Linked DNA regions of Homo sapiens: region 1 is linked to region 2. A link is a loop called in an ENCODE intact Hi-C map of the cell type or tissue named here. Cell type or tissue: B cell. All regions are shown on one strand. Each heading gives the region's core, and the rest is flanking DNA. Links, peaks and the distances in the headings are about the cores only. Region 1 holds the start of GARIN5A (golgi associated RAB2 interactor 5A). Region 2 overlaps POLD1 (DNA polymerase delta 1, catalytic subunit).

What was found. Peaks named below come from ENCODE experiments on the same cell type or tissue, not always from the same donor. Only the 100,000 strongest peaks of a DNase experiment are listed, where the experiment ranks them.
Region 1: a loop joins it to region 2, with 11 times the contacts of the local background. A loop is called at or near these places in 9 of 110 quality-filtered maps.

Annotation. Positions count from the first base shown.
Region 1 is chr19:50,471,006-50,481,443 of GRCh38, reverse strand. It overlaps GARIN5A (golgi associated RAB2 interactor 5A), which reads left to right and starts at 4,596. Exons shown (of 5, transcript NM_001308429.2): 1 at 4,596-5,314; 2 at 5,511-5,611; 3 at 5,941-6,119. The coding sequence starts at 5,056. It overlaps EMC10 (ER membrane protein complex subunit 10), which reads right to left and starts at 4,937. Exons shown (of 7, transcript NM_206538.4): 1 at 4,786-4,937; 2 at 3,443-3,515; 3 at 2,378-2,487; 4 at 1,229-1,333; 5 at 682-863; 6 at 467-560. The coding sequence starts at 4,899. RefSeq lists enhancers at 4,733-4,932, 4,799-5,299. In B cell, for the core only: a CTCF peak has its summit at 2,134 (motif pointing right); DNase peaks (open chromatin) are centred at 2,157, 5,023, 6,120 and 6,295; H3K4me3 peaks cover 1,526 bases; H3K27ac peaks cover 1,628 bases.
Region 2 is chr19:50,408,086-50,418,523 of GRCh38, reverse strand. It overlaps POLD1 (DNA polymerase delta 1, catalytic subunit), which reads right to left. Exons shown (of 27, transcript NM_002691.4): 15 at 9,623-9,739; 16 at 9,289-9,402; 17 at 8,858-9,005; 18 at 5,003-5,098; 19 at 4,645-4,782; 20 at 3,534-3,709; 21 at 2,934-3,086; 22 at 2,698-2,800; 23 at 1,996-2,128; 24 at 1,801-1,914; 25 at 1,427-1,479; 26 at 1,255-1,352; 27 at 510-682. The coding sequence ends at 577. Among named protein-coding and RNA genes, the nearest start is that of SPIB, 5.6 kb to the left of the region's middle. RefSeq lists silencers at 279-447, 730-789, 820-959, 2,490-2,649, 2,830-2,919 and 1 more and enhancers at 2,160-2,219, 2,111-2,895, 2,896-3,680, 3,630-3,749. In B cell, for the core only: CTCF peaks have their summits at 3,381 and 3,580 (motif pointing right); DNase peaks (open chromatin) are centred at 203, 1,153, 2,673, 3,563 and 5 weaker places; H3K4me3 peaks cover 2,670 bases; H3K27ac peaks cover 4,329 bases.

The sequences.
Region 1 (10,438 bases), core at 1,178-9,177, 62 kb before region 2:
CTGCTGCTGGCAGCACAGGCCCCTCCCTCCTCAGCTCCAGGAGGCCTCCCAGGCACCCTGCTGCCCCCAATGCCCCTCCCTGGGCCACATCCCTCCCGGACCCACTCCTCTCTCCTTCCTGTACAACCCCCTGAAGAACCTGCTCGCCCCTCCTTTCCAAGCCTCCCTGGTTCCTTTGAAACCTCCACTGTTCCCTTCCTCTCCAGCCTCATGGCTCCAACCTAGCTCAGGCCGAGACCTCCCCCAGGACCCTGCGCCCTAGAGCTGGCCCGACCTCCCCTGACCACACTTCCATACCCTCTTCCTGCAAACAAGCCTCAGCCCAGGTACCAGGACACACAGGAGGCCCGGAGGACAAGGAGCAGGCCCGAGCACCATAGGGGAGTCTGGGTGGGAGCATGGAGGGCCTGGCCAGGCACCGGGACTGTCAGGAAGGGAATAGGGGAGGCGGGGGAGCCCCACTCACGTATTTGGCGAAGAAGGACTTCTGCTCCTGGGGGTTCTTGGCCTTCTGGGCCTGTTCCATCTCCAGGCGCTCAATGAAGGCCGCCGTCTCAGGGCTGGGGCAAGGGGAGAGGAGGAGAAGGGTGAGGCCCGGAGTCCAGGGACCTGGAGACCCTGAGGCCGCCAGGAAGGGCCGGGGCAGGTGGCAAGAGCGCCGCGAAGGCAGCAGAGGCTCACCCTGGGGCTGTGGTGGGCGGCTGCAGCTGCACCGAGGTGTTGAACAGCTCCAGGTCCACGTCCTCCACCTCATGGCCCCGGCAGCCCCCGGGGTGCGTCACCACCGACACGCCCACCACGTTGCCGGCCACATCCACGTGCAGGGTCAGCTGGTCCGACAGGTGCGACTCCACCAGGGAGCACTGTGGGGGGAGTGGGGTCAGTGGAGGTGGGGAGCCTGCTGCCTGGGCTCCACCCTAACCTCCCCCGGCCCCCACCACAGGACCCCCGGAGCATTTTTCAAAACCTTCCCATGGCTCCCTGTTACCCTCAGGCCCAAGTTCAACCGCCCCCCACCCGGGAGTCCTCACAATGCTATCCCCATGAAAGCACCCGCTACCTGGACCGACCCCTCCAGACCAGGAGGCCTCGGAAGGCAAGGCCAGGTCTGAGTCTCCCAGGCCTCTGCGGGCTCCAGAAACACAGGGGTTCGAATGGTGGAAGCAGGACCAGGGTAGGGGATGAGGAGGACGAGGGAGAAGGGGGCTCATCCCCGACACCAACTCACCGCAGGGACAAAGGAGGAGACATAGCCACCAGCTTCCAGGCCATCCAGGGCCCCGGGTCGCCTTGGGATCCGGACCCGGTACAGGCCATTCAGGGCTGCCACATCCTGGGGATGGGAGAAGAGGGTGCTGGTCAGAAGGATGGTGTCAGCCCTGGACAGGCTGTGATGCCCACCAGGCCTCCGCGAAGGCCCCTCTCCAGCCCCACCCACCTCACGGCCCACACTCCCCAGGCCAGCCAACCTGAGTCGACCCAGGACTCTTCCTGTTGGGGTGGCCCGGCTGGTGGGTGAGGCCAGGAGCAGCTGGGACCGCCCCACCTAGGGGAAAAGCCACCACAAGGAGGGCAAAGCCCAGCCCAGCGATGGAGTGGGTCCTGAGGACGCCTTCCCTGTGCCTGGATCCAGCTGCACCTGGCGTCCACCCTATGCCTGGACGTACCAGTTACATGCATAATAAATTCTGTTTGGGGACAGCTGTGACAAGAGAATCATGTGGGTACCATGCAGGAAGGGTGCTCAGGCAGACCTCACCGCGTGGCCACCAGAATCAAGCCTGCACTCCCCAGCCTCCCTCACAGCTACATCTGGCTGATGGGTGGAAGTGGGTTGTGCCAGCTTTTGCAAGCTTTCTCTAAATGCTGCTGCTCCTTCTGCCCCTCTTTCTCCCTCTCTATCCTGCTGCCTGGAGCCCTGGGGCCTCTCTGCATGACCCCTGCGGAGGATTGAGCTGGGCCCTTGAGGCTGCCACAACACAGGGCGACAGAAGTGAGCTCCTGTCCAACCATAGCTATTTTGAGGCTTTCTCCTCACAAACAAATCTCATCTAAGTGGTCATGAAACAGCTCAGCTGATCTGGAAAAGAAGAGGAGCCGACTGTGTGAACCTGCAGGGGAAGGGGGTCTGCCAGCAGAGGGAGCAGTGCAGGAAGAGGCCGTGATGCAGGACACCATGCCTGGCGGCGCTAAGACGAACTGCAATGCCGTTCCTCCAGGGGCAGTCATTGAGGACAGAGGCTGAGAGTGGCAGGTGGTGCTGGGAGCCCACCTGGGCCTGGAGGGAAGGCTGCTGGGGACCAGCAGGGGGTGGCTGAAGAGACAGCTGGAAACCCTCCATCCCCATCCACACCCAGCCCTGAGGGCCCCACCTCACCCGGAGTCGGCCCCGCTCCTCCTCGCTGAGCTGCCGCTGTGACAGGGACAAGGTACCATCCTGCTGGTTCCAGAGCAGTGAGCCCCGCTTCCGGAAGTTGGCACTGTCATCTGTGAGGAGCTCAGGTTCAGAGACGCCCCCTCCCCCGCCCACCCTTCAACCCAGGCAGGGGCCAGGAGGTCCAGCTTCAAATTTTGGCCTGGCCTCCACCCGAGTGACCAGGTTCCCTCCCCATCTGGGCCCCCATTTTGCTATCTGCAAAGTGGGGACACCTCCACCATGTTCCACCTCACAAGGCAACCCGTAGCAGATGCATGAACCCCACAGCTCCCAAATCCTGCCTCTGCCTCACCAGGTGACCCAGGGATAGCCACACAACCTCTCTGAGCCTCAGCTTCCCCAACTGCAAAATACGGAGGCTGTGGAGTTCAGGAATTCCCAACTACCTGGCCATGTCAGAATCAGGGGAGCTGTTCACTGAGCAGATGCCAGGGTTTGCAGAGGGGCACCAGCTTCAGGGTTTGTGCCCTCAGGTTCGGGGCCTCAGACTCGATTACTACACTCTGGGCAGCACTGACGTCCAGCTCTGGGAACCTGGACACCTGCATCATGGCAATTTAAGTTTGGGTTTGAAGCTGGCCCCTGCTCTGCCACTCACTCACGATGAGACCTTGTGTGGTGCCTACTCTGAGCCCGTTTCCTCTTCTGGAAAAAGGGGCTGACACGAATACCTACCACCTCACATGGCTGCTGTGAGGACATCTGAGTTAATACTTGCAAAGCGTGGAACCGCTAATGCTGGGCACGTGGCGACTGATCAGGAAAGCCGCTCTGAAATTATTACTGCTGTGATGACCTTTTAAAAACTGAGGTTTGTCTCACAGGCAAGGGGGCATTTAAAGAGTGTTTCTCTTCTTTCATGTCCCACTTTCCCCTAACCTGAGGCAAATCTGTTAGTAAATGGTTGTTAGTAAATGTCATACGACGGGAGGCACCCAGACTCCAAGTCTTGACTTCTCAGGGCACCAATGTTAAGTGTCTAGGAGAGGACGTTGCCTGACTCACCGATCTCAAATGAGTGCTCCAGCAGCAGCCCCACCGTGCCACAGGCCTCGCCCTCTCGACCTTCCGCCCCAGCCTGCAGAGGACACAGAAGGCCCCAGGTGAGGACCACCCAAGCCCTCAGCATAGTAGTCACCCACAGAACCCAGGACAGACAGACTGGTGGGCTGAGGGAGGAGCCTTATCTTCAAGTTAATCACTGCTGCTTGCCTTTATTTCACTAGAAACCACCCATTTCATGAATATTCATACTCTGCACTCCCTCACCCCCAGAAAACCAGACCCTACAAACATGCCTAACCTCATTGCCAAAGCAACTATCCCAAGGTCACTTCCAAGCCTTGCGCCACAAATACTCATGAGTTAAATGACACTCTCCCTCTCCCAAGCCTTCTTTTTCATGCTAATATTCAAATGGCCTCCTTATCACCTGACAGCCCAATAGCCAAGATGCAGCCTGAGTTCAGTCCCTATTAAGCACATTCAAGATTCATGCTTTCCTTTTCTCCAACCTCCAAACTTGCATACTCACGCATATTTAGGAGACAAAACTCATCTCCACTTCCTCAAGAGCCCCCTCCCACGCCTTATTTTCTTTTTCTGAGACAGGGTCTCGCTCAGTCGCCCAGGCTGGAGTGCAGTAGCGTGATCTCAGCTCCCTGCAACCTCTGCCTCCTGGGTTCAAGCGATTCTCCTGCCTCAGCCTCCCGAGTAGTTGGAATTACAGGCACCTGCCACCACATCCAGCTAATTTTTGTGTTTTTAGTAGAGACGGGGTTTCACCATTTTGAGCAGGCTGGTCTTGAACTCCTGACTTCAAGTGGTCCGCCCGCCTCGGCTTCCCGAAGTGCTGGGATTACAAGCATGAGCCACCGCGACCGGCCTAATTTTTTTTTTTTTTTTAGTATTTTTTGTAGAGACAGGGCTCGCTATGTTGCCCAGGCTGGTCTTGAACTCCTGGCCTAGAGCAATCCTCCCGCCTCGGCCTCCCTAAGCGTTGGGATGACAGATGAGCCACCGCGCCCGGCTTCACCTTGCCTCTTTCATTTCAACCGCCCGGACGTCGGATTCTCCAAGATTCCACACCCCCAGCCCCGCCCCCTCATACATATTCCCGAGCCAGAGCCTTCCGACAGGTGCGCTTGTCCTCCCACCCAGTCCTTGCAACCCGGTGCACTGGCGAGGCCCCTCCTGCGCGTGCGTGACTGAGGCCTGGCTTTCCAGGGATCTCCCACCTCTTCCCTCTCAGCCCTGCGCAGCCTCCTTCCGTCTGTAACTCACCTAAAGACCCAAGACCTGCGACATCCGTAGACCGCGCCCGCTATGCACAGCTAAAGAGCACTCACCCCTCGCGCACCAGTCCCGGCCCGGCAGCCGCTGCCCCGGGCTCGACTGGGCGCTGCTACCGCCATCAGCAAGAGCAGGAGCAGCCGGGTTGCCCCAGCGCTGGCTGCCGCCATCTCGGCTTCTTCCCACCAGCGAAGGGACGGCTGTGAGCCAAGAGCCGCGGAGCACGCCGGGAGGAACAGGCCGCATCCTGACGCCCGTGCGCCTGCGCTGGGCCCCGGCACCTGCGCACTGGCACCCGTCCGCACCTGGGGCCTGACGTCAGCAGGATGGGGCCGCCCCTTTGGCCTGATCTCCAGGAGCCGCCCCCTCCAGGGACGTCATCACAAATCAGGAGCCCGCTCTTGTGTGACGTCATAAAGCCCGCTCCGCATCATGACGTCACAGTGCGCGTAGTCCCGCCCCCTCGCTTTCTCCCTCTGCTCCTCCGTCCGCTCCCGTCGGACGGGGACATTGCAATGAGGCGGGATCGCGGCCCTAAGCCGGCCCTGGGTGGAGCTGGCGAGGTGGAACCAGGTGGGATGGCAGGTGAGAGAGGGGAGCCAGGCCTAGAGGGGTTGGACCTGGTGAAGGAACCAAGTAGGATGGGGCCGGCAATTCGGGGGCATCTGATACCCCGTCCTCTCCGCGGGGCTGTGCCGGGCCCTCTCAGTTGGGAAGCCAGGCACAGCCTCCCAGGATCGACCCCCAGACTTCGTCCTGGTAAAATGCCTCCTGGTTGCAGCCTCTCCCACGGGCCGTCCCAGACGGCTCCAACGCTACCTCCAGAGCGGCGAATTCGACCAGTTTCGGGACTTCCCCATCTTTGAGAGCAACTTCGTACAGGTAGGGAGCCCCAGAACCCCCTCATCCCCAGCCTCGGCCTGCCCCTCGACCTCCTCCTGACTTGGAAAGCCCCTGCTCCCCCATAACGTCCATCTCGTGGGATTCCCGACTCCCAACTCCTATGTGATCTCTGACACCCCATACTTCTAGTTCTCTAGATTCTTTGTGAACCCTGGCCTGTAACTCCCTTGCCTCAGTTTCCCTGACTTCACACCCATATGATTCTTGAACTTTAATTTCAAGATATCTGGCCCCCAGCCTGATTTTCAACTCACCTGGTTCATGACCTTTTCCCCTACCAAGATTCCTAACCTCTGATCCCTCCTCAGTTCTGCCCCGACATCTATCCTGCCCCGACCTCTGACCTCTGGCCCCAGGTGACTCGGTTGGGAGAAGTTGCCAACGAGGTCACCATGGGGGTGGCAGCCTCCAGTCCAGCCCTGGAGCTCCCGGACCTATTGCTTCTGGCCGGCCCTGCCAAGGAGAACGGACACCTGCAACTCTTCGGGTAACTGCCCCCACCTCAGCCGAGACCCCTTCCTCCCTCAGCTCCAGGCACCTGAGCCCCCAGCAGTACCTCCCCTCGTCCAGACCACCCCCAGGGCCAGGAGCTGGCAGTGCTACCGGCCCTCCCTGAGCTGCCATCTACCCGGGAGAACAAGGACAGAGCAGCCCTCAGGGGCCAGAAATCAGAGATTAGACAGACCTGAAGGGGACAGTCCTCAGCCATGCCCCAGCAGCGGTCAGGAGAATGATCATTTCCGCAGGGCCTGCTCATGCCAGACGCCCCTAGGCCGCGCATACGATCTCACCTCTGACCTCATATCTTCACATGGTGGGGTCCCTTAGCCCCATCCGCCAAAGAGCTAAACTGAGGCTCAGAGAGCCGGGAGCCAGTTGCCCAGGGTCCCACTGTGGCTCCAGAGTGGGCCAGGATTGGAATGCCAAGCTTGTCATGATTGTGGATCTCATGGTTCTTGAGCCCTCCTGTGCCTCACTCCACACTGCCCCTTTACGTCATATTTTTTCATTGAAAAAGTAATGCAGATCGGGTGCGGTGGCCCACACCTGTAATCCCAGCACTTTGGGAGGCCAAGGCAGGCAGATCATTTGAGGCCAGGAATTTGAGACCGGTCTGGCCAACATAGCAAAACCCTGTCTCTACCAGAAATACAAAAAATTAGCCAGGGCCGGGTGCGGTGGCTCACGCTTGTAATCCCAGCACTTTGGGAGGCTGAGGTGGGTGGATCACGAGGTCAAGAGAACGAGACCATCCTGGCTAACACAGTGAAACCCCGTCTCTACTAAAAATACAAAAAATTAGTCGGGCGTGGTGGTGAGCGCCTGTAGTCCCAGCTACTCGGGAGGCTGAGGCAGGAGAATGGCGTGAACCCAGGAGGCGGAGGTTGCAGTGAGCTGAGATTGCGCCACTGCACTCCAGCCTGGGCGACAGAGCGAGACTCCATCTCAAAAAAAAAAAAAAAAATTAGCCAGGTGTGGTGGCGGGCGCCGGTAATCCCAGCTACTCGGGAGGCTGAGGCAGGAGAATTGCTTGAACCCAAGAGGTGGAGGTTGCAGTGAGCCGAGATCATCCCACTGCACTCCAACCTGGGTAACAGAATGAGTGAGACTCTGTCTCAAAAAAAAAAAGAGAGAATAAAAAAGAAAAGAAAAGAGAAAAGAAAAAGTAATGCAAACAAACGAGAAAACAAGCACAAAATAGACAGCAGAAGCTGTTCCTTTTTCTCACCCAAGGCTCCTGCCCCAACTCCAGCTACAAACACTGAAATGTTTACATGCCTACAGTACAGAAACATTCTGCCAGTAGCTTTCACTTTTTTTGTTGTTTGTTTTTTTGAGACAGAGTCTCCAGGCTGGAGTGCAGTGGCACAACCTCGGCTCACTGCAACCTCTGCCTCCTGGGTTCAAGCAATTCTCCTGCCTCAGCCTCCTGAGTAGCTGGGATTACAGGAGCCTGCCACCACGCCCAGCTAATTTTTGTATTTTTAGTAGAGACGGGGTTTCACCATGTTGGCCAGGCTGGTCTCGAACTCCTGACCTCAGGTGATCTGCCTGCCTGGGCCTCCCAAAGTGCTGGGATTACAGGCATGAGCTACCATGCCTGTCTGGCTTTCACTTTTTTGACCACATCTCACAGTTCATGAAAGAGAGATGCCGGGTATGGTGACTCATGCCTGTAATCCCAGCACTTTGGGAGGCTGAGGTGGGAGGATTACTTCAGGCTTGGAGTTCAAGACCAGCCTGGGCAACATAGCAAGACCCCCATCTCTACAAAAATCAAAATTACAAAGCTAGCCAGGTATGGTGACACATACATGTGGTCCTAGCTACTGGGGCTGAGCCAGGAGGATCACTTGAGCCCAGGAGTTCGAGGCTGCAGTGAACTGTGATCACACCACTGCACTCCAGCCTGGGCAATGAAGTGAGACCCGTTCTCTAAAAAAGAAAGAAAGAGAGGGAAGAAAGAAGACAGAGAAAAGAAGAAAGGGAAGAAAGTAAGGAGGGAGAAATAGAGGAAGGAGGGAAGGAAGGAAGGACAAACTCACATTGTCTCACACATGCACACATGAAGGTCCACAGTTCCTTCTCTGCATTTCTGAAATCCAAAAGATTGCTTTTCTAATTTCGTGGCCAAATCAGATTTTGACCTGCATGTACTCGAGATGACTTACAGCCTTTATTAATCCCCCTGCCTAAGTTAAAAACCTTTCACAAAGGAGTATTCTGACACCAGTACAGTACCCTGAGATATTTTCTCTTCTACACTATACCTTTATTTTTGTTTATGTGTTGTAGAGGTGGGATCTCACTATGTTGCCCAGGCTGGTCTTGAACTCCGGGCCTCAAGTGATCCTCCCACCTCAGCCTCCCAAAGCACTAGGATTACAGGCATGAGCCACTGTGCCTGGCCTTTATTTATTCATTCATTCATTTAATTTTGAGACAGGGTCTCACTCTGTCATCCAGGCTGGAGTGATCACAGTTCTCTGCAGGCGCAAGCGATCCTCCCACCTCAGCTGCCTGAGTAGCTGGGACTACAGGTGTGCACCACCCACACCTGGCTAATTTTTGTATTTTTTTGTAGAGACAGGTCTCACCATGCTGCCCAAGCTGGTCTCGAACTCCTGGGCTCAAGCAATCCTCCTCCCTCAACCTCCCAAAGTGCTGGGACTATACGTGTGACCCACCTTGCCCAGCCCCTTTTATTTTAAATGCTAACTGTATTTCACCAATTGATCTCATCACTCACTGAATCATGACCTGCAGTTGGAAGAACACCAATGATGGTGCTGAGAGTGGCTATGACCCTCTCATAAGCTCCTTTGGCACCCTAAAACCCCTTCCCAAATGAACATACCACTGAAGTGAGAACATTGAGCTTGCTCTGCAAATTTGGCCTCAGGACTCACCTCCTAGCCCCTCACTTCTGTCTAACCAACTTCCAGCCCTGAGCTATTCTGGGGCAGTTTCTGACAGAGAGATATATATATACACACATACATGTATATATACATATATACACACATACATGTATATATACATATATACACACATACATGTATATATAATACACACATACATGTATATATACATACACACATGTATATACATGCACACATACATGTATACATACATATACACACGTATACATACATATACACACGTATACATACATATACACACGTATATATACATATACACACGTATATATACATATACATATACACACATGTATATATACACATATACACACACGTATATATACATATACACACACGTACATATACATATACACACGTATATATACATACACGTATATATACATATACACACATACATGTATATATACATACATACATGTATATATACTTACACACATACATGTATATACACATATACACACATACATGTATGCATACATATACACACATGTATGCATACATATACACATGTATGTATGCGTATGCACACAGATATGTATGCGTATACACACAGGTATGTATGCGTATACACATGCATGTATGCGTATACACACAGGTATGTATGCGTATACACATGCATGTATGCGTATACACACACGTGCATGTATGCGTATACACACACGTGCATGTATGCGTATACACACACGTGCATGTATGCGTATACACACACGTGCATGTATGCGTATATACACACATGTATACACACATATATATACACACATATATATGGATCCATCCTTTCTTTAAAAACAGCAGTAGAGGCTGGGTGTGATGGCTCACACCTGTAATCCCAGCACTTTGGGAGGCTGAGGTGGGCAGATCACCTGATTGCCAGGAGTTTGAGACCAGCCTGGCCAACATGGTGAGACCCTATCTCTACAAAAATACAAAAAATTAGCCAGACATGATGATGGGCGCCTGTAGTCCCAGCTACTCAGGAGGCTGAGGCAGGAGAATCATTTGAGCCCAGGAGTCGGAGGTTGCAGTGGCCAAGATCTCACCACTGCACTCCAGCCTGGGTGACAAAGCAAGACACTATCTCAAAACAAACAAACCAGCAGTAGAAGGCTGGGTGCAGTGGCTCACACCTGTAATCCCAGCATTTGGGAGGCCAAGGTGGGAGGACTGCTTAAGCCCAGGAGTTGGAGACCAGCCTGGGCAACATAGTGAGACCCCATCTCTACTAAAAATACAAACATTAGCCAGGGATGGTGGGGTGTGCCTGTAGTCCCAGCTACTTAGGAGGCTGAGGTGGGAGGATTGCTTGAGCCCAGCAGGTCCAGGCTGCAGTGAGCTGTAATCACGCCACTCCATTCCAGCCTGG
Region 2 (10,438 bases), core at 184-8,183:
AGGGCCGAGGGCATCTGACGGCAGTTAGAGGCTGCGGGGATAGAGATGGGAGTCGCTGGGGGGAAACCCAGACCCAAAGCCCATTGCCAGGACCCCGACGTGGAAACATCGTGGGTGTGTGGTCCGGCGGGGGATGGGGGGGTCCCCTTGGCCGGGCTGAGGAGTGGAAGCCCCGGTGCGCCTGGGGCTGCCCCAGGGCCTGGAGGAAACAGGTCAGCACCTGGAGGGCGGGGCAGCCACCAGGGTCCCCAGGGTCATCACCAGGGAGGGCTGGGCCGGGGCCAGACACCTGGGGGCCCTAAGCAGGGCAGAGAAGCGCTGGTATAAGGGTTCCTTCAGGGCCAGAGAGGAAACTGAGGCAGGCTTGGCCCACATGAACCAGGCAGCACAGGTGGGAGTCCGGGGGCTTTTGCTGAGGATGAGGGGCGGTGCGGGCCTCAGGAGGGTCCCAGCCAAGGCCAGGGCTTATGAAACCAGACAGTGTCCCCCAGAGACCACAAAGCACCATATAGCAAAAGTCCAGAACTTTATTAATTCTCCCTGGTCCCGCCCCCGCCCCATGGGATGCTTGCAAGGTCACCAGGCCTCAGGTCCAGGGGGTCCGAAGCGCCGCAGGAGCTGCTCCTGGTCTTCCAGGTCCTTCCGCACCTTCTTGCGCATGTAGAAGATGGGGCAGTCCCGGCTGCGGGTGGGGGCAGGGGCAGGGTCAGGACCAGCCAAGGCCCAGTGCCCAGCCTGGGAGAGGGGTGGGGGCTGTTCCCAGGACTTTGGTCCCCGCCTGCTGCCCAGCCCACCCGCCCCCTCCCGCAGCGGGCTGTTTGCTCAGCAGGCACGGGGGGGGTGGGGGGGGGGAGCCGATAACAGCGGGTGCCTGGCGAGGTGCAGGGCCATGGCTGGCCGTATATCACCTGTCACCTGGCGTGGGAACCCACCCCGCCTACCCGTTCCCTGGGGAAAGCCCGGCCCCGCCCTGGGGAGGGGGCCAGGCTGGCTGGGTGTGTCGGGAGGACAGCCGTTTCCCGGGCAACACTGGGTGCCGGGCGCTGCCTCCCTAAGCACCCACCCCCTCTGGGGGGCTGGGATGGGCCCATTTTTCAGACAAGGACACTGAGGCTCAGGACAGCTCACAGCTGGAAGGGGATGGGCGGGGAGGATGCTCAGGAGAGGCCTTGGAGTCAGAGGTTGGGTCCACAACCCACAGGCCTGGGAGCTGGGAAGGGGCGGGGCAGCCCAGGGTCGGGACATGGCACACACCTGGTGCAGATGACGTCCTCGTGCAGGCTGCCCTGGCAGCGCTGGCACTGCGTCCAGAGGCGCGAGAAGCGCTCCTCCAGGGCATTCAGATGGGATACCTGGGGACGGCAGCGGCTGAGCAGGGCGCCCCCGCCTCCCCACCTGGCCCCTCCTCACCTCCCGGCCCTCTCACCTCCTTCTGATACAGCTCAGACTCCCGGGGCTGGCAGAACTCACACACGGCTCCTGTGGGGAGGCGGGTCAGCCCAAGTGCTGGGGCCCAGCCAGGAACTGGGCCACCCCATCCCTGCCCACTGCCAATCCCAGCTTCTGAAAGTCCCCAGAGGCTGGAGAACAACGGAGCAAGTGTGCTGGGAAAACTCCCCTGGGGAACTCCCGGGGTGGGGGCCGAGGACCCTCTGTGGGGGGTGGAGACAGGGGCCACCCACCCAGGGGCCCTGGGCCCACTGGGTGGCAGTGCCAGCCGATGGGGTGGGTGTCTAGGATCTGGGGTGACGGCAGAGCAGGTTGAGGGCCAGTGGGGGCCCAGTGGCCAGGGCCGCTCACCCTGGTGGCTGAGCACTGTGCGGCAGCCAATGCAGCAGTTGCGGCGTTTGGCGAAGGCCAGGAGGCCGCCCACCTTGCCCGTGAGCACCGTCTTGCAGCGCGTGTGGTCCCCCCCTGCAGGAGAGGAGGCAGGTGGTGGGCCGGTGATCTCCTCTGCCCCCCCAGGGTGCCCCCAGTCCCCTGGTGCCCCCGTACGCAGTAGCACAGCCTCGGCACGGCCCTCGCCCAGGATGGGCTCGAAGATGCGCAGGAGGGGCTTGGCCAGCTGCTGCTCCAGGTAGTACTGCGTGTCAATGGGCAGGCTGTGCTCCAGCACGAACAGCGGGTCCTGCGGCCACATGGCAGTCACACCCGGGCAGCCAGGGAAAGGGCACCGGGGTGGACACGGGGTGGTCATGGGGCCTGGGGCTTAGGGCCTAGGCCTGCCTGCGGGCTGTGACATGGGGGGGGCCTGGGTCTGGGATGGGGTCGGAGGTCACGGAGTCTCTGGGCCACAGAGTCTGTAGGGCTCTCAGGTCACCACGGAAGGGTCAGAGTTCACAAGGGGAAGCAAGGATGAGGAAGGGGTCAGGAGGTCAGAGGTCATGGGGCTAAGATGTGGGTCACTGGGGGTGGGGGTAGAGCTGGAGGATTATGAATCCAAGGGAACCCCCGGCTGGGGAGCTGTATGCACAGGGGAGGGACTGGGGCCCCTTCCATAGGGAAGCAAGGGAGGGGTCAGAATAGAGGGGGGACCTCCAGAGGGGGCCGAGGCCACACCCAGGCTGCCATGGGGGGCGGTTCTCAGGGCCCCACAGGGCACGGGAGGCCCCACCCTTCCCGCAGGCCCGCCCATCTCGGAAAGCAGAAGTGAGAGCGAGGGGGCTGGGCGGGAGCAGGCAGCCAGGTGGGCCTGACCTCCGACTTCATGTAGGCGGCCACACCCTTGGCGGCACTGATGATCACGTAGGGGACGCGGTCGCCCAGGCTGGGCGCACTCCCGGGGTCCCGCTTCCTCATCCTGCGTGGAGATGGGGTGGCGGGTGGGTGAGGGCAGGTGGGTGGCGGGGGTGGGGGCGAGGGTGTAGGAAGTGGGCCCAGCTGGCAGGAAGGAGGGGGTTATTTCTGGCCAGGCCACCCGCCCCGCGCAGGACCTCTCGGCCAGCTCCACGTGGGCCTGCTTGCCGGCATAGTCGGAGGCCGCGCGGGTCAGCTCCTTGGTGATGACCAGCTGGGAGATATCGATGCGGTTGCACAGCAGGTCCGAGATGACGTCCTGTGCGTGAGCCACCGCGCCCTCAGGGTCTCTGTAGGAGAGCGGGCCGCACAGCGTCACCAAAAGGCACTGAGGGCCAGGCTGGTGCCTCCACGGGTCTCAGGGCTGGAGACCAGGATGAGCTCTTAGGGCTGAGGCTCAGGGCAGAGAGGGGCCCTTCCTACCATAGGCTGCAGAGTGGCAGAGGCAGGGCCTGAACCCACAGCTGCCCAAGCCGACTCTTTCCACTGCTTCACCACCGAGGAAGAGCTGGGCCTGACACCTGTGTTCCCAGAGGAGGAGGGGCTGGGGGTCTGGACTCTTGTATCTAAGAGAGGAAGGGGCTGGGGGCCCTGACCCCGGGATCTGAGGAGGAGGGGGCTGGGGGCCTGGACCCGTGGGTCTGAGGGAGGAGGGGCTGGGGCCTAGACTCCTGGGTCTGAGGGAGGAGGGGTTTGGGGCCCAGCCCCCTGAGTCTGAGGGAGGAGGCCCCACACACCGGTCGATGAGCAGGCGGCGCAGTGAGGCAGTGACCAGGTTGGCCACGAGGGGGCAGTTGTCCCTGCGCACGGCCTCCAGGCCCTTGCAGTCCATGCGGTCGTGGGCGTCGGGCCGGGAGGAGAAGAGCAGGCCCGCGTAGCGCTTCTTGCTGATAAGCAGGTATGGGAAGTAGACCTGGGAGGGAGCCATGGCCAAGACCCTGAGCCTGAGGAGGCCAAGCCCCAATCTGGAGACGCCCCCCAGAAACTGAAGGTAGACAGGGTCCCAGACGCAGTTTGAGGACATGGGAGCCGTGCCCTGAGCCTGGTGGGATGGACCGAGACACTGTATGGCTGGAAGTGGCTCCTGAGGCCCCTCGGCAATGCCAGAGCCCCCACACCAGAGACCCCAATCTGAAACAGAGACTGGGATAAATCCAGATAGTCCCTAAAACATGAGATCCAGACAGGCGAGTCGATGAAGCATCCCATGAAAGAGAGGAGAAACTACGGCTGGGTGAGCCCTGAGGCAGAGACCTCCCCACTCTGCGAGGCTCCAAGTCCAAGGCCTGGCACGAGAGAGCGTTAAGCCACGGGGAAACAGTACAGTGTGAGAACTGGGCGTGGCGGCTCAGGAGGCCAAGGCGGGAGGATCGCCGGAGCCCAGGAGTTGGAGGCTGCAGTGAGCTGTGAACTCGCCACTGCACTCCAGCCTGGGCGACAGAGCGAGACCCAGACTCTTCAAAAGAAAATATGGTGCAAGGTTTCCTGGGACCAAGTGTGCCGCACTCAGAGGGCCAGGGGCAATGGTGCACAGATCTAAGGTGCACCCCCATCAGGGTCCCTGCGTGGAGGGCAGCTCCACATCTGACAGGTACTGGGAAACCTCAAAACCAGGGACACTGTGACACCTCAAAACCAGGGACAGCGACAGGGTTTTCAAAGAACAGATGCCATCCAGGGTAACAAAGCCCAAGGCCTTGGAGGCTTCCCAAACCAAGGCCCCAGCCTCAGGAGAATCTAAGCAGCAACATCCCTTCACACTGTGGCTTTTGTGAACCCAAAGAACGGGACACCCTGAGTACCCTGATGAGGGCACCTAAATGCAGAGCCCCTGACCCAGCCACGCACCTTCTCAAACTCCAGCCGGATGGGCGACGGGAAGTGACCTGACACCCAGTCCGCGGCCTCCCGCCCCAGGGCCATCGCCTCAGCCACCGAGGACACGCCGAATCGGCACATGACGGAGTCAGTGTCACCATACACCACCTGCGGGCGGTGGGGATGTGTGTATGTGAGAAGCAGGGTCCCTTCTGTCAACTACTGGTGTCGGGGGGTGGCAGGTGGCTAATGCCAACGGGACCCAAGGATGCAACAGGAGAGTGGGCAGGGTGTGACCAGGAGGCACGGGGACATGGGGGTCCGGCCCGGCTTCCATCCCCCCACCTGCCCTGGGCCCATCTCAGGGCAGCGGTGGGCAGCCCCCGACCTTGGCACTGGTGCTGTAGCCATTCTCCACTGTGTACTTAGACTCCACCAGCTGCTTGGTTTTCTCGATCATCTGACGTCCGAACCCCGTGACGCTCTGTCGGGGAGAGAATCATGCGGAGTGAAGCCCTGGGGGCCATGTGCAGTGAACGTGGGCCGGCGGGGGAGGGGTCCCGCCTCTGCCATTTCCCAGTGGCATAGGCTTATGTACAAGCCACTCTGCCCCTCCTGGGCCTCAGTTCCCAAATCTGCAAAATGGGACTATAAGGCGGCTCCTCAATGGTCAGGTGGAAAGAAGTGGGTTCCCTGGCTCAGAGTTCTGGACATGCACAAGGAAGTGACTACATCAAATGCATGCTGGAAAGACTGCGGCCTGAAGAGGCCACTGGCCCAGTGTTTCCCTCACACTGACATTCTGGGCAGCTCTCTATGGTACAGGACCACCGACATAGCCAGCCCCATCCCTGGAAGCCAGCAGTGCCACCCCCATCCCTGTACCACCAGAACTGGCCCTACCTACACATTGACAAATGCCCCCCAGAGCAGGGGGTGGCACCACCCTGACTAAGAAACCATTGAGAAACCCACTGTCTTATTTTAGAGTTAAGAAAACTAGCTGGCGTGGTGGCTTATGCCTGTACACCCAGCACTTTGGGAGGCTGAAGTGGCTGGATCACTTGAGGTCAGGAGTTCGAGATCAGCCTGGACAACATGGTGAAACACCATCTCTACTAAAAATACACACACACACACACACAAAACTAAAAAATACTTAAACAACAACACCACCACCACCACCACCACCACCAAACCTGAGGCTGGGGGTGGGGACACCAAGGAGAGATGGGTGTGATTCTTCTGTTTTTGTTTGTGTGGATCCAGTCAGGAAATCTGTCTAACTAGAGCATTTTGTCCATTTACATTTAGTGTAATTACTGATATAGCTGGGCTTACGTCTACCACTTTACTGTCTAGCTTTTACTTGTTCCACCTGTCCTATGTTCCTTTTTCTTTCCTTTGTAATCTTTTCCTGAAATGATTCAATTTTTTTTTTTTTTTAAGAGACAGGAGGCCAAGCGTGGTGACTCACACCAGTAATCCCAGCACTTTGGGAGGCCGAGGCAGGTGGATCACCTGAGGTCAGGAGTTCAAGACCAGCCTGGCCAACATGGTGAAACCCCGTCTCTACTAAAAATGCAAAAATTAGCCAGGCATGGTGGCGGGTGCCTGTAATCCCAGCTACTCAGGAGGCTGAGGCAGGAGAATCACTTGAACCCGGGAGGGAGAGGTCGCAGTGAGCCAAGATTGTGGCATTGCACTCCAGCCTGGGTGACAGAGCAAGACTCCATCTCAAAACAAACAAACAAAAACTAAAAGAGACAGGGTCTCAACTCTGTCACCCAGAATGGAGTGCAGTGATGCCATCACAGCTTACTGTAACTCAAACTGCTGGGTTCAAGCCATCTTCCCGTCTCAGCCTCCTGAGTAGCTGCAACTACAGGCATGAGCTACCACAATGCCTGGCTAGTTTTGTTTGGTTGTATTTTTTGTAGAGATGGGGTTTCACTATGTTGCCCAGGCTGGTCTTAAACCCCTGGCCTCAAGTGATCCTCCCTCCTCAGTGTCACAAAGTGTTGGGATTACAGGCGTGAACACTGTAATTCATTACTTTTTTTTTTTTTTGAGACGGAGTTTTGCTCTGTTGCCCAGGCTGGAGCGCACTGGCGCAATCTCGGCTCACTGCAACCTCTGCCTCCTGGGTTCAAGCGATTCTCCTGCCTCAGCCTCCCGAGTAGCTGGGATTAGAGGCACCTGCCACCACTCCTGGCTAATGTTTTGTATTTTTAATAGAGACAGGGTTTCACCATGTTGGCCAGGCTGGTCTTGAACTCCTGACCTCGTGATCCGCCCGCCTCGGCCTCCTAAAGTGCTGGGGTTACAGGCGTGAGCCACCGCGCCCAGCCAATTCATTGCATTTTTATTATTCCACCTCTTGCTCCCATAAGCTTGAGAGACAGAAATAAGGAAAGAGGTCAAGAGACAGAAACAGAACAGTGACAGAGGGAAGCGGCTGAGAGAGAAAAGACAGAGACACAGGATTGGTAAGAGGCAGCCCCAGGGGAGGGCCAAGCTGTGCTCTCTTGGCCTGGCCTCTGCTTCAGGGCTAGAGCCTGATGTCCACACAGCCACCCCTTTCCACCAAGGAGGCTGGGGAGGCAGCCGGGGACTGTGAAAGGCAGAGGGGAGTTGGGAGCATGCAGTGAGCGATTCACTTTGTGCAAAGAAAGGTCTGGCTCTTGCCTGGCTCCTGGTAGTCTAAGCCCCTAGAATATCCCGCCTGATAACAGTGTCTCTGTTCCAGCCTGGGCAACATGGCGAGACCCTATCTCTACAAAAAATAACAAAAATAGGTGGCACGTGCCCGCAGTCCCAGCCACTTGGGAGGCTAACGTGGGAGGCTCACCTGAGTCCCGGAGGTTGAGGCTGCAGTGAGCCACGATTGTGCCACTGCGCTCCAGCCTGGGTGAGAGAGTGAGACTCTGTCTCAAAAAAAAAAAAAAAAAAGGTGTTTGTGTACCTGGGACTTTGAACCACACCAGGTAGTTGACACTAACATGGTTTATGGTAGGGCCCTGGGCCATGCAGTATCAGTTTGACCTCTGGGGGTTGCTGAGGGGCCTGGGGATGATGGAGTCACTAAGGCCAGTCACAGGGTGCTCCATGCCTATAGGACTGACACCCAAGAAAAACCCTGGACCCCAAAGCTTGGGTGAGAGCCTCTGGTTGGCAATGCTGCATGTGTGCAGGCACGCATCAAAACTGGGAGGAAGGAGGGCCAGCCTGGCAACTCTACTGGGAGAGCACAACTGGAAGACACGCCTGGTCCCTCCTATACCCTGCCCTGTGCACCTCTTTCTTTTGCTGAGTTTAATCTGTGTCCTTTTGCTGTATTAAATCATAACCATGAGAACCAGCTTTTCTGCTCTCTGAGTACTTCTAGTGAATCACTGAACCTAAGTGGTCTTTGGGACCCCCAGAACTGCGGGTGGGTGGGTGTGTGCAAAGGCCCCACCCACTGAGAATTCATCCAAGCCTTCCACCCAGAGCCCTGTGAAAAGTGGCGCAGTGCCCAGCCAGAGAGGGAGCTCCCCGTGGCTAGAGGTAACCAAGCAGAGCAGCACAACTACTGGCCTGGAATGGGCCAAGACTCAAGTCCCAGGGGAGAAGGCTGGACAGGAAGACCCTTCCGAGGCCCTCATATGCCAGGAGCTGGGGCACTGACCCCAGCTTGGCAATCTCGGAAACTCAGGCCCTCTGTGGTTTCAAAGAATCTGTTTTTCTGTTCAAGCAGCAGAGCTGCCGTGGGTAGGCAGACCGGGACGCTGCCGTGGGGACGGTGAATGGCTTCCCTCCCCACGTCCCTTGGCCTCTGTGTGAGCGTCGCCTATTGAGAGGGGTGAGTCCCGCCCAGCCCCATCACTCCCCGACAGTCCGCACCTCCTGCTTTATCCGGCTGCAAAGCTCGTAGCGCCACTTGTGTCCTAAACACGTTTACACAGACCTGTCAGTGTCCCCACTGGGCTGCAAGATGACAGGGACAGGAGCTCTCATCCATTTTGTTCCCCTCTGTATCCCCAGGGCACAGAGTGAGCCCTGACCACAGTGTGTGCTCAGTAGGCATTTGCTGAGTGAAGGAATGGACCAATTGCTCAAGCCACATTGGCATCCTCTCTCTAGAAGGCCAGTGAGTTGGGGTGCCCAGTCCTCTGGATACAGGTCCCCCACATGGAGCCCTGGTCTCCTACACAGGGGGCCCACCTGCCCCCAGTTGCCTTCCAGGGGCCCGAGTGCCCACCTGTGAGATCTCCAGGCACGGCAACTTGCCCACCTGGGCGCCAGTGAAGCCGTATACGGAGTTGGCGCTCACCTTCAGCGCCAGCTGCCGTCCATCCAGGACCTGGCGCCGGAGGGGGTCTGTCTCCTTGGCCAGCTCGGCCTTGGCCCTGCGAGGGAACACGGGGAAAGCACACTCAGGCGGCACCTGGGCATTGGTCAGGGCTCCTTTCTGGAAGTGAGTGCCATGTACGGTTGGGCGTACTGTGCACTGCACAGAAGCTTCTGGCCAAGGGGGCAAAAGGAAGCTGCCAGGAGGGGATGCCTTGTGCTAATTCACGCACAGCTGAGGGCAGGGTGGCTGGGCAGCCCTGGGGTGTCCCAGTGAGGGACAGGGATTGCCCAGAGGCCCCAACAGGTCTGAGCTCCAAGCAGGCGATCTCCAGGGCTCACCTCTTCCGGGCACTGAGCAGGTTCTCCAGGATCTGGGGCAGCAGCCCCTTCCGCACTGAGGTCTTCACAAACTCGTCCCCGGTGGGGGTCCTGATGAACTGATCCTCAGTCAGGCTGGGTTGGAAGATGTTGGGGTGACTGCCGGCCACCCTCCTGCTCCAGCCCACCTCTGCCCTACGGTCCTGGCCTTGGCCATGAGCACACGCAGGCCCCTCAAGCACCCCTCCACTCCCTACTATCTCTGGGCCTGTGCCTATGCCCCCCACCAGACTGAGCCCCCCAAGGGAAGGCCCAGATGGGCCTCGGGGGACACATGCTGAATTGGGCACTATACCCCAGTTTCTGTGCAGTCCCGGGCCGAAGGAGCGTGGTGTAACACAGGTTGTGGGCCATCATGATGGACGGGTACAGCGAGGAGAAGTCCAGGGTGGCGATGGGGACGTCGTAGTACCTGGGAGGGGAGCAGCCGCGGCCGGGAGTCAGGGCTAGGAGTTCCCATGCCGCCCCCGCCCTGTCTTGTGGCCTCACCCTTTAAAAAAAAAAAATCATTCATTGGCTGGGAGCAGTGCTCGCTCCTGCAATCCCAGCACATTGGGAGGCTGAGGCAGGAGGATCGCTTGAACTCAGGAGTTTCAGATCAGCCTGGGCAACATGGCAAAACCCTATCTCTACAAAAAAATTTTAAAAATTAGCCAGGTGTGGTGGTGCACGCCTGTGGTCCCAGCTACTCAGGGGCCTGAGGCAGGAGGATTGCTTGAGCCTAGGAGGTGGAGTAAGCCAAGATCATGCCACCGCACTCCACCCTGGGTGACAGAGTGAGACCCTGTGTCAAAAAAAGAAAAAGAAAAAGAAAAATAATATATATAATTAATCTACTATTTTATTTTATTTTATTTTTTTTGAGACGGAGTCTCGCTTTGTCACCCAGGCTGGAGTGCAGTGGCGCAATCTCAGCTCACTGCAACCTCCACCTCCCGGGTTCAAGCGATTCTTCTGCCTCAGCCTCCCGAGTAGCTGGCACTGCAGGCGCCCGCCACCATGCCCAGCTAATTTCTGTATTTTTAGTAGAGACGGGGTTTCACCGTGTTAGCCAGGATGGTCCCAATCTCCTGAACTTGTGATCCGCCTGCCTTGACCTCCCAAAGTGCTG